Linked DNA regions of Homo sapiens: region 2 is linked to region 1. Evidence: chromatin contacts called from ENCODE Hi-C or POLR2A ChIA-PET data. All regions are on one chromosome and are shown on one strand. Each heading gives the region's core, a stretch centred on a gene start or an enhancer-like site at or near the end of the contact. The rest is flanking DNA. Distances are from core to core; before and after follow the strand shown. Region 1 overlaps LOC124904186 (a long non-coding RNA gene). Region 2 holds the start of LINC01767 (long intergenic non-protein coding RNA 1767).

Region 1 (3,763 bases), core at 1,060-3,559:
AATATCACTAATGGGTTGTTGGCATGTTTGTTTCTAAATCTTCTTTATACCCTTAAGAGTTGGCTATTGGTTAGCTTTCATTTTACAGATGAGGGGGCTGGGGTTCAGGATGCACAGCAATTAAATGGATTGCTGGGATTCAAATGTAGGTCTGCCTGATTTCAAACAGCAGAGTGAGTGGTGATGGTACCTATTGAACGCCTAGTTGTATTACACAATGTACTAGGGGTTTTAGATTCTTTTTCTTGTGTATTTCTCATTGCAACCTTGTGATGCAGAAACTGAAGCTAAGACAAGTTTGTTACTTTTGTTATGGTGCAATGCAGCATTACTAGGCAAAATTGGCAGCCAAAGCAGGGAAAATGAGTGACTGGGTGGTGCAGAATGAGTGATCTGTAGGCTGGTGAGAGGAAGGCCTAGGTTGGAGAGGGAGTGAGGGCAGTCTGTAAAAGCAAGGATGGGTCTTATTTAAGGTGAGTCTTCTGCCTGGAGAGTGACTGGCACTCAGAATATGTCTTCTGAATAGATGTGTGAATGCTAGCAGGAGGCTGGTGGGCAGGGAAGGTCCTGGAGGATCCAGTGGGGTCTAACAGAGAGTCTTCATTTGGCCACACTTTAATCAGTCTTCTAAACCTTCTCCTAGGCCTATCTGTGCTCTTTGTTATAAAATCTAGTTTTAGCAAGAATGCTACTAAGTCAGTTTTGAAAGAACTCCCTGCCCTCAATACCTGATCCCTCTTGATATCTGGTAGGTTCCTCATCCTGCACCACCAGGTGATGACTAACCACTGTAGTCTATCTTCAGCAAGAATCCTGTTAGGTCAGTTTTGCCAGAAATCCCCCTTACCCTTGATGTTTCTGCTTAGCAATTTTCCATCTTAGCAATTTTCCATCAGGTGGCATGACTGCCACCCTGCTTTCTGGCTATAAATTCCCACTTGCCCCTGCTGTATTAGGAGTTGAGCCCAATCTCTCTACCCTACTGCAACCTCCCATTGCAGTGGTCCCTCTATGCGTATGGTAATTGTCCTGGATAAAGTCTGCCTTACCAATCTTTAACAAGTATCACTGAATAACTTTTCTTTAACAGGCCTTAAAGCATTAGTTTTGAGAGTGAGCTGCTAGGAATTGAGATCCTAGAGTGGAATGGTGGACTTTAAGGGTCTTAGAGGGGGAGACATTTGCAATGATGACAAGAACCAATGTGGGGTCATGAGCCGGGCAGCTGCAGAGACATGTGGCAATGGCCCCTGGCACTGAGGAGCAAGAGGCTAAAGAGGGCATAGCCTGGGGTGACTCCTTCCACTCATTTCCTGAGTATTTCACACTCTTCTGGGTGGTTGGTGTACACAGGGGTAGGATGGATGTGAATCCTCACTTTAAAGAGCCAAGTGTCAGGTTTCTCCAAAGCTCAGTTTCCAAAAGGGAGACAAGGCTGTAAACATCTTTATATCAAGGTCCGCTTTGCTCCTGTAATGTTAGTGCTGCCTGTGGTGTGTAACCAGGAAGCTCAGATGTGGGTGGTGGTGCCTCCCACTGTGGCTTTCTCTGGATTCAGTGGAAGGTAAAGACAGAGTTAGTTCATAAGTACATTTTCTTTTTCATCCAGGCTCTGCCTTTACCCAATCAGCTCTGGCTTCCTGCAGCACAGATCTGGGCTGTAATAGATCTGGCCTTATTTTATTTTTTATTAAGTTCATGAACTTTAGAGGAAGGAACTTGAAAAAAATGGTCTCATTACCTCAGGAATGAAGGCTCAAACTTCTTTTAATGCCAGACGTTGGCGTGGTCTTGCTTGTTATAGCCACAAATAATCCTGGTGGAAAATTGCAACAGAGTGGCCAGGCACAAACAGGATGGCTTCTTGGGGTGAAGCAGGTGGGGTGGAGGAAGTGGAGGTCAGTGAAGGGTCAACCTAAAATGGAAAAGATCCTGAAGTTGAGGCTTGTAGATTTCAACTATGGCTAGCCATTCGTATAGATTGGCTGTGGGAGGGCCAAATCTACCATTGACCCTTCCAGATGCTAGGATTCTGGGAAGAGCTTGGGCCTGGATTCAGATGGACCTGATTCAAATTCCCATGCGGCTACTTATTATAAGGTACATGACAGTTTACAATTTTTCCGAACCCCTTGTGCTTCAGTTTTCCATGTCTGTAAAATGCAGAAACTATCTACCTTGCAGGATTGTTAAGGGGATTAGAGGAGAACATAGGAAAGTTGTCAGGCTCTGGGTCTATAGACGAAAATGTGGTACAAGCAACATTCTTTAGTAAAAGATCTCCTTGCATAACCCAGGGCAACAGTTCCCACGGTTTAATTGTTAACTGACCAGGAGGCTGACCACGGTGCTGGAATCTCCCTCCTCTGCAAAGGGTTGTTGGAGGAGTGCTGAACATCAGGGCCCAAAGATCATTGTTTGCCAAAATTCTCTGATGATGAGAATCTCCTGAGGGTGTTTGTTAAATATTACAAGTTTCTGGCTTCATCCCAGACCCATTGAATAAGAAGCTCTAGGAGGACCAGGAACCTGTGTTTTTAATAAGAGGCCCTGATAATTCCTATCATCAGGGAATTTGGGGAAACACAGTTATTGCTTACTGCACTTCTGAATGATTGGTGTTAGGAAGCTAGTTTTTGTCTCTGTGTGAGTAAAATACATATTTTTGACACAGATGACCTCCAAGGTTTGGATTTATTAAATTTCTTAAACCTTGTATTTGACTGAATTTAGGGGAAGAATGCATCATGTTTTTAGGGGAAAGACACTCTGTCATTGCTCCCTGCCTTTGCCGTTGCTGTTCTTCCTGCTTGAAATTCTCCACCTGTCTCGTCTACCTGGCAGTTCTTGCTCCTTCTTCAACAGCCGGATCAAGACATTTCCTCTGCAAACCTTTCATGATTCTTGCTTCTTCCTCTATGTTCCCTTTGTGACTTTGTGATATGACAAGTGATTATAAGATGAACCATTTCATATTATGTGTTTGTTTTTGTGTTTCTTCCCACACTAGCTTATACTTATAGGGGTCAAAAAGAGTCACAGTACCTATATTTGAATCTTATGAGTCAGGTCCGGCAAAACACTTGAATAGAGAGTTGAAAGAGTAAGCGTCGTCCGGATTAAAATAAAAAAGGTGATTCCCAGTGAACAGCAGGTGCAAAAGTGTGGATGTCAAAGAAAAACAGTTTCTTTTCCCCCATCTTGAACCATTTTTAATGAGAAAAATCTTTTTTTTTTTTTGAGATGGGATCTCGCTCTATCACCCAGGCTAGAGTGTAGTGGCATAATTATAGCTCACTGCAGCCTCAACCTCCTGGGGTCAAGCAATCCTCCCACCTCAGTCTCTGAAGTAGCTTGGACCACAGGTGTGTGCCACTACGCCTGGCTAATTTTTTAATTTTTTGTAGAGATGGGGTTTTGCCATGTTGCCCAGGCTGGTCTCAAACTCCTGGGCTCAAGTAATCCTCTTGCCTTGGCCTCTCAAAATGCTGGGATTACAGGCATGAGTCACTGCACCTGACTTGAGAAAATCATTTTTGCAATGATAACTTTTGAGGTCTTGAACATTTTTTAGTAAGGCCATGATTGGTAGTTTTTCATTACGATTTAGTTACAAAGGCCAGAAAAGGGACTATTCTAATTCTGAAAATAATGTTTTTAATTGTTAAAATTAAAAACAGCCCAAATTAGTCCTTAAATAACCCATACACTGGATGGCTTTGCAAAGTGTGATATGATTCTGAAAGTGTGTGAAAGGCTTTGG
Region 2 (3,931 bases), core at 334-2,833, 130 kb before region 1:
TTGCAAACATCTTGTTTGCATCTCCTTGCACCATCTTGTTTGCATCTTGTTTACATCTTGCTTGCACCATCCTGTGCCCTGGGCATCACTCGGCCATGGCCCCCTCCTGGGTACCTGGAGCTCAGACACACTGCTAGACATAGCCTCAAGTTCAGACCCGCTGGCCCCTCCCTCATGGTGGTCTCCATGAGGACGCTGATGGGGAAGGTGGACAGCAAGGCCGATTCTAGCAAAATGCAGCTGATTGCAGAGAGGTGGCTCTGGAAGGTGATCAGGGACCCCAGTGGGATTCCCCGCCTTTGGGAGGCTGATAAGACACTGGAGAGAGACCTGGGTTTACTCCTTCAAGGAAAAAAAAATTAACATTGTCTGCTTTGTGCCAGATTGATGTCCAGCAGGGGCTGGCAACACCAGGGTCAATGAAAATCTAGCCCTCACCCTCCCCACTCATTGATCTTAGAGTTGAGTGAGACTTTAATACTAAGGTAGGGCATCTGGATGCAATTCCAGGAGCACCAACAGGCATCTGAATCACTCAGGAGACTTTCTGCAGCAAATTATAGCGAACCTAACTCACACTGGCTTGAACAATAAAAAGAGTTTATTGGTTCACCATCACCGAGAGGTTGAAAGGTGGGGAGGCTTCGGGTGTGGTGCAGTCAGGGCTTCAACTCCGGGTCTATGTGATTACCCTGGCCATGTCCTTCTTCTGTAGGTTAGCACCTTCCTTGGGCTGGTTTCTTCCAGGGTCACAGGATGGCTACCTGCAGACAGGGATGAGAGCAAGAGCATCACCCCCACAATCTCAGAATTCAATCTTGAGCATCTAGCTGATGGCCTTTTTCCACACCTGCCCAACGTCTGTGGCCAAGGAGATGCAAAGCCCTGCTAACCAATTCCTGTTGCAGAGCCAGTGGCACTACTGGGTCGACTCACCTCCTGAGCAGGAGGGAATTCTGCCTGAATCACTGGACAATGGTTGGAGGATGGACGTTGAGAAGTAGAAGTAATGTCTGTTACAATGGAAAGAGTGATATAACTGGATTTACATTGTTAAAGATCACTTTGGCTGGAGATAGTTTGGAGGAGCGCACAAGAGGAAGAAGGGAGAACAATTAGGAGCTCCCCCCAGGAGAGGTGATGGTGGCTGGGCCCAGGGGGAGGCAGGGGTGATGGAACAAAGGGGACAGACTAGAATCCTGCCTCTGATCCTTGGCAGCTGAGTGGCAGTGGCAAATCCCTTAGCTTCTCTTCACATCATTTTCCAAATCTGTAATATGGCTGTACAAATTCTTAGCCTTCAGGATTAAAGAAGATACATTAAACACGTGTAAAGAAGATACATTAAACACATTAAACACTACCTCAATAAGTGCATTTTATCATTGTTATTACCCAAACTCCTTAGCATGACGTTGGAGTCCCTTCGCATCTGGATCCACGTGACTCCAGGCGGCAGAGTTTCTGTGTTGGGCTGACAGTGCTCTTCCCGTCACAAGGTGGAAGCTTCCAAAAGGCAAAAACAATAACTCTACAGCCAGTTATGAAAGTTCTGTTTTGTCCCAGGGGATTTTGTACCTGGTCCCATCAGTCAGTGTCTACACTCTGAGCGGCACAGGGGGTGGTTTGTCGTGTTTTCAGTCCGCAAATATTGACAAAAGATTAAGGGTTGACTCAATGCACTTTGGTGAGTAAGAAAAAAACAGCTGGCTCAAATTTCCAGGCATTTATTTTCTCCTGAGTTGAGTTGCACTGTGGCTTTTGCCACTCCCCAGCTAGAGTCCTGAGCCCAGGAAAGCCCCTGCCTATCCCTGTCACTCCAAAATAATTTCACCAGAATCAGTGGGTTGAGTGTTTTTAGTACAGTCCATATAGTGCCTCAGCCTGCAAGGAAGATATGCATTCCTGGCAGAAAATGAGTCCATGCCAAATAGAGGGACCCTAAGCTAGGGATGTGTGTGTGTGTGTGTGTGTGTGTGTGGTGGGGGGCAGGGTGGGGGGCTGGTGGGAGCAGACCCATTGGGGGTATGGGGCAGTGGAGGGGGGATGGCACTACTTCAGTTTTTAGTTAGGTTTCAACTGGGATGATGGGAACCCATACGTTTGGGGATCAGATTGACCTGAGTTTTAATCTCATCCCTGCCATTCATTCATTGTGAGATTATTCATTCATTCAAAATAGGTCAGATATGGGATAAAAGCTTCAAAAGCTATTCCTAAGAAATGACTATCTAGTGATGGATACGGAGAAGTAGATTGTAACAGACTGTGATAAATGGGGAAAAAACAGAAGGTAGGAAGGACAGAGAGGGAGCACTGAATCCAGTGTTGCTTGGCGTGGTTGTGGTGGTCAGAAATCATGGGTTGCTTCCTGGAAGAAGCATCAAAGCATAGGGCTTCCTCCAGGAAGCACTGAGAAGGGAGAGGCATTAGCATGCAGAAGAGGTGTGCAGCAGGGATGGTGTTCCAGGCAGAAGTCTGTGGACAAACATGAGCATGGAGTGGAATGGGGTAGCGGGAGGCAGACCAGGCTGAAAGGGGAGCAGGGGCTGAACAATTAAGGCCATGAAAGCTGTTCTAAAGTTTCGACTTTATCAGAGGTCAAGGGAGAATCGTGGGAGGGTGTGAAGCAGAGGAAAGGCATGAGCACCACGCATTTTCAAGCATTTTTGGCTGCTTTGTGAAAAACAGACCAAAGCGGAATGAGGCAGGAAGTGGGGACAAAAGTCCAGAGGCTATCACATAGTACAGGTGAGAGATGGTAGCAGCTGGGTTGAAGGAAGGCTGTGGGGTTACGATAAACAGTCACCCGTGGAACTGGGGGATGTTTGTGATGTGGTCACAGGATCCTAGGGGAAGAACAGAATGTTATTAGGTGCCAGATGCTTCAATTGCCTCATGTTATTTCTAGTAACATCCCTGTGAGGTGGGCATGGACCTGACAGGGTGAGTGATGTGCCCACAGCTGGCAAGTGGTAGTGGCAGAACTCAACCCCAGGTCTGCCTATCCCCAGACCTGTGGTTTGTCACCACTGGATCATGCAGTTTTCCTAAGTCAAATGTAACAAGTTATTGCTTATCATATTTAAATTAAGACCCATAGAAGTTTTACCAATTCTGGAAAATTTAAATGGAGTGATAAATGCACTGAAGATAAAAGACTGAAGAAAGTTGTTGATTGATATCTTTGGAATGACCATCAGCATCCATCTCCTTCTGTGAAAACCCCAGCCACCATCCTCTCTGGGATTTTGAGGTCAGGTGTCATTATCACTAGGAAGTCTCCCTGGATTCCTACTTCCTCATCAACATTTATTTTATTTTATTAATTAAATTAATTAATTAATTTAGAGACAGAGTCTCCCTCTGTTGCCCAGGCTGGAGTGCATGGTGCAGTTTCAGCTCACTGCAGCCTCTGCCTCCCAGGTTCAAGCAATTCTCGTGCCTCAGCCTCCTGAGTAACTGGAACTACAGGTGCATGCCACCACACCCAGCTAATACATATATATATATATATATATATATATATATTTAGTAGAGATGGGGTTTGGCTGTGTTAGCCAGTCTGATCTCAAACTCGTGACCTCAGGTGATCTGCCCTCCTTGGCCTTCCAAAGTGCTGGGATTACAGGTGTGAGCCACCACATCCGGCCTCCCACCAAAATTTAGAGCACTCATTACCTTCTTATCATCGCCTCTTCACAGATCTGTTTTTCTTGCTGTCCTAGGAGCTTCTCGAGGGCACAGACTGTGTTTTCATCACTGTGGCATTCCCAATGCTTAGCGGGGTATAATACACAGTATTTGTTAAATATTGGATGAATGGATGAATGCAATCACGTTAGTGAAGGTGATACTAATAGAATCTGTTTGTTTTGGTTGAATGTGCAAGTGGAGATAAGGCTTAGTTGGTGTCCATTATCCCAAACAT

Evidence for each region. A loop is a pair of places that touch in the nucleus more often than their neighbours do. ChIA-PET counts read pairs that join two places held with the same protein, here RNA polymerase II (POLR2A). Pooled maps may share reads with other maps.
Region 2: a loop to region 1 is called in a map of Right ventricle myocardium inferior, with 3 times the contacts of the local background. The contact joins the promoter of LINC01767 here to the enhancer-like site in region 1. A Hi-C loop is called at or near these places in 5 of 168 maps with a recorded cell type or tissue (Caco-2, Right ventricle myocardium inferior, heart left ventricle and 1 more) and 7 of 50 pooled maps. POLR2A ChIA-PET finds 5 or more read pairs at or near these places in 2 of 52 experiments (BJ and MCF 10A).

The regions. Positions count from the first base shown.
Region 1 is chr1:56,283,725-56,287,487 of GRCh38, reverse strand. All of the region lies in intron 1 of LOC124904186 (a long non-coding RNA gene), which reads left to right. Among named protein-coding and RNA genes, the nearest start is that of LINC01767, 130 kb to the left of the region's middle. Within about 2 kb of position 2,309, at least 5 of the 41 ENCODE cell types and tissues checked have a DNase peak (open chromatin) inside an H3K27ac peak, as active enhancers do.
Region 2 is chr1:56,412,615-56,416,545 of GRCh38, reverse strand. It overlaps LINC01767 (long intergenic non-protein coding RNA 1767), which reads right to left and starts at 1,583. Exons shown (of 4, transcript NR_147163.1): 1 at 1,396-1,583; 2 at 1,204-1,298; 3 at 937-1,013; 4 at 580-764. The region is part of intron 1 of LOC124904185 (a long non-coding RNA gene); the gene reads left to right.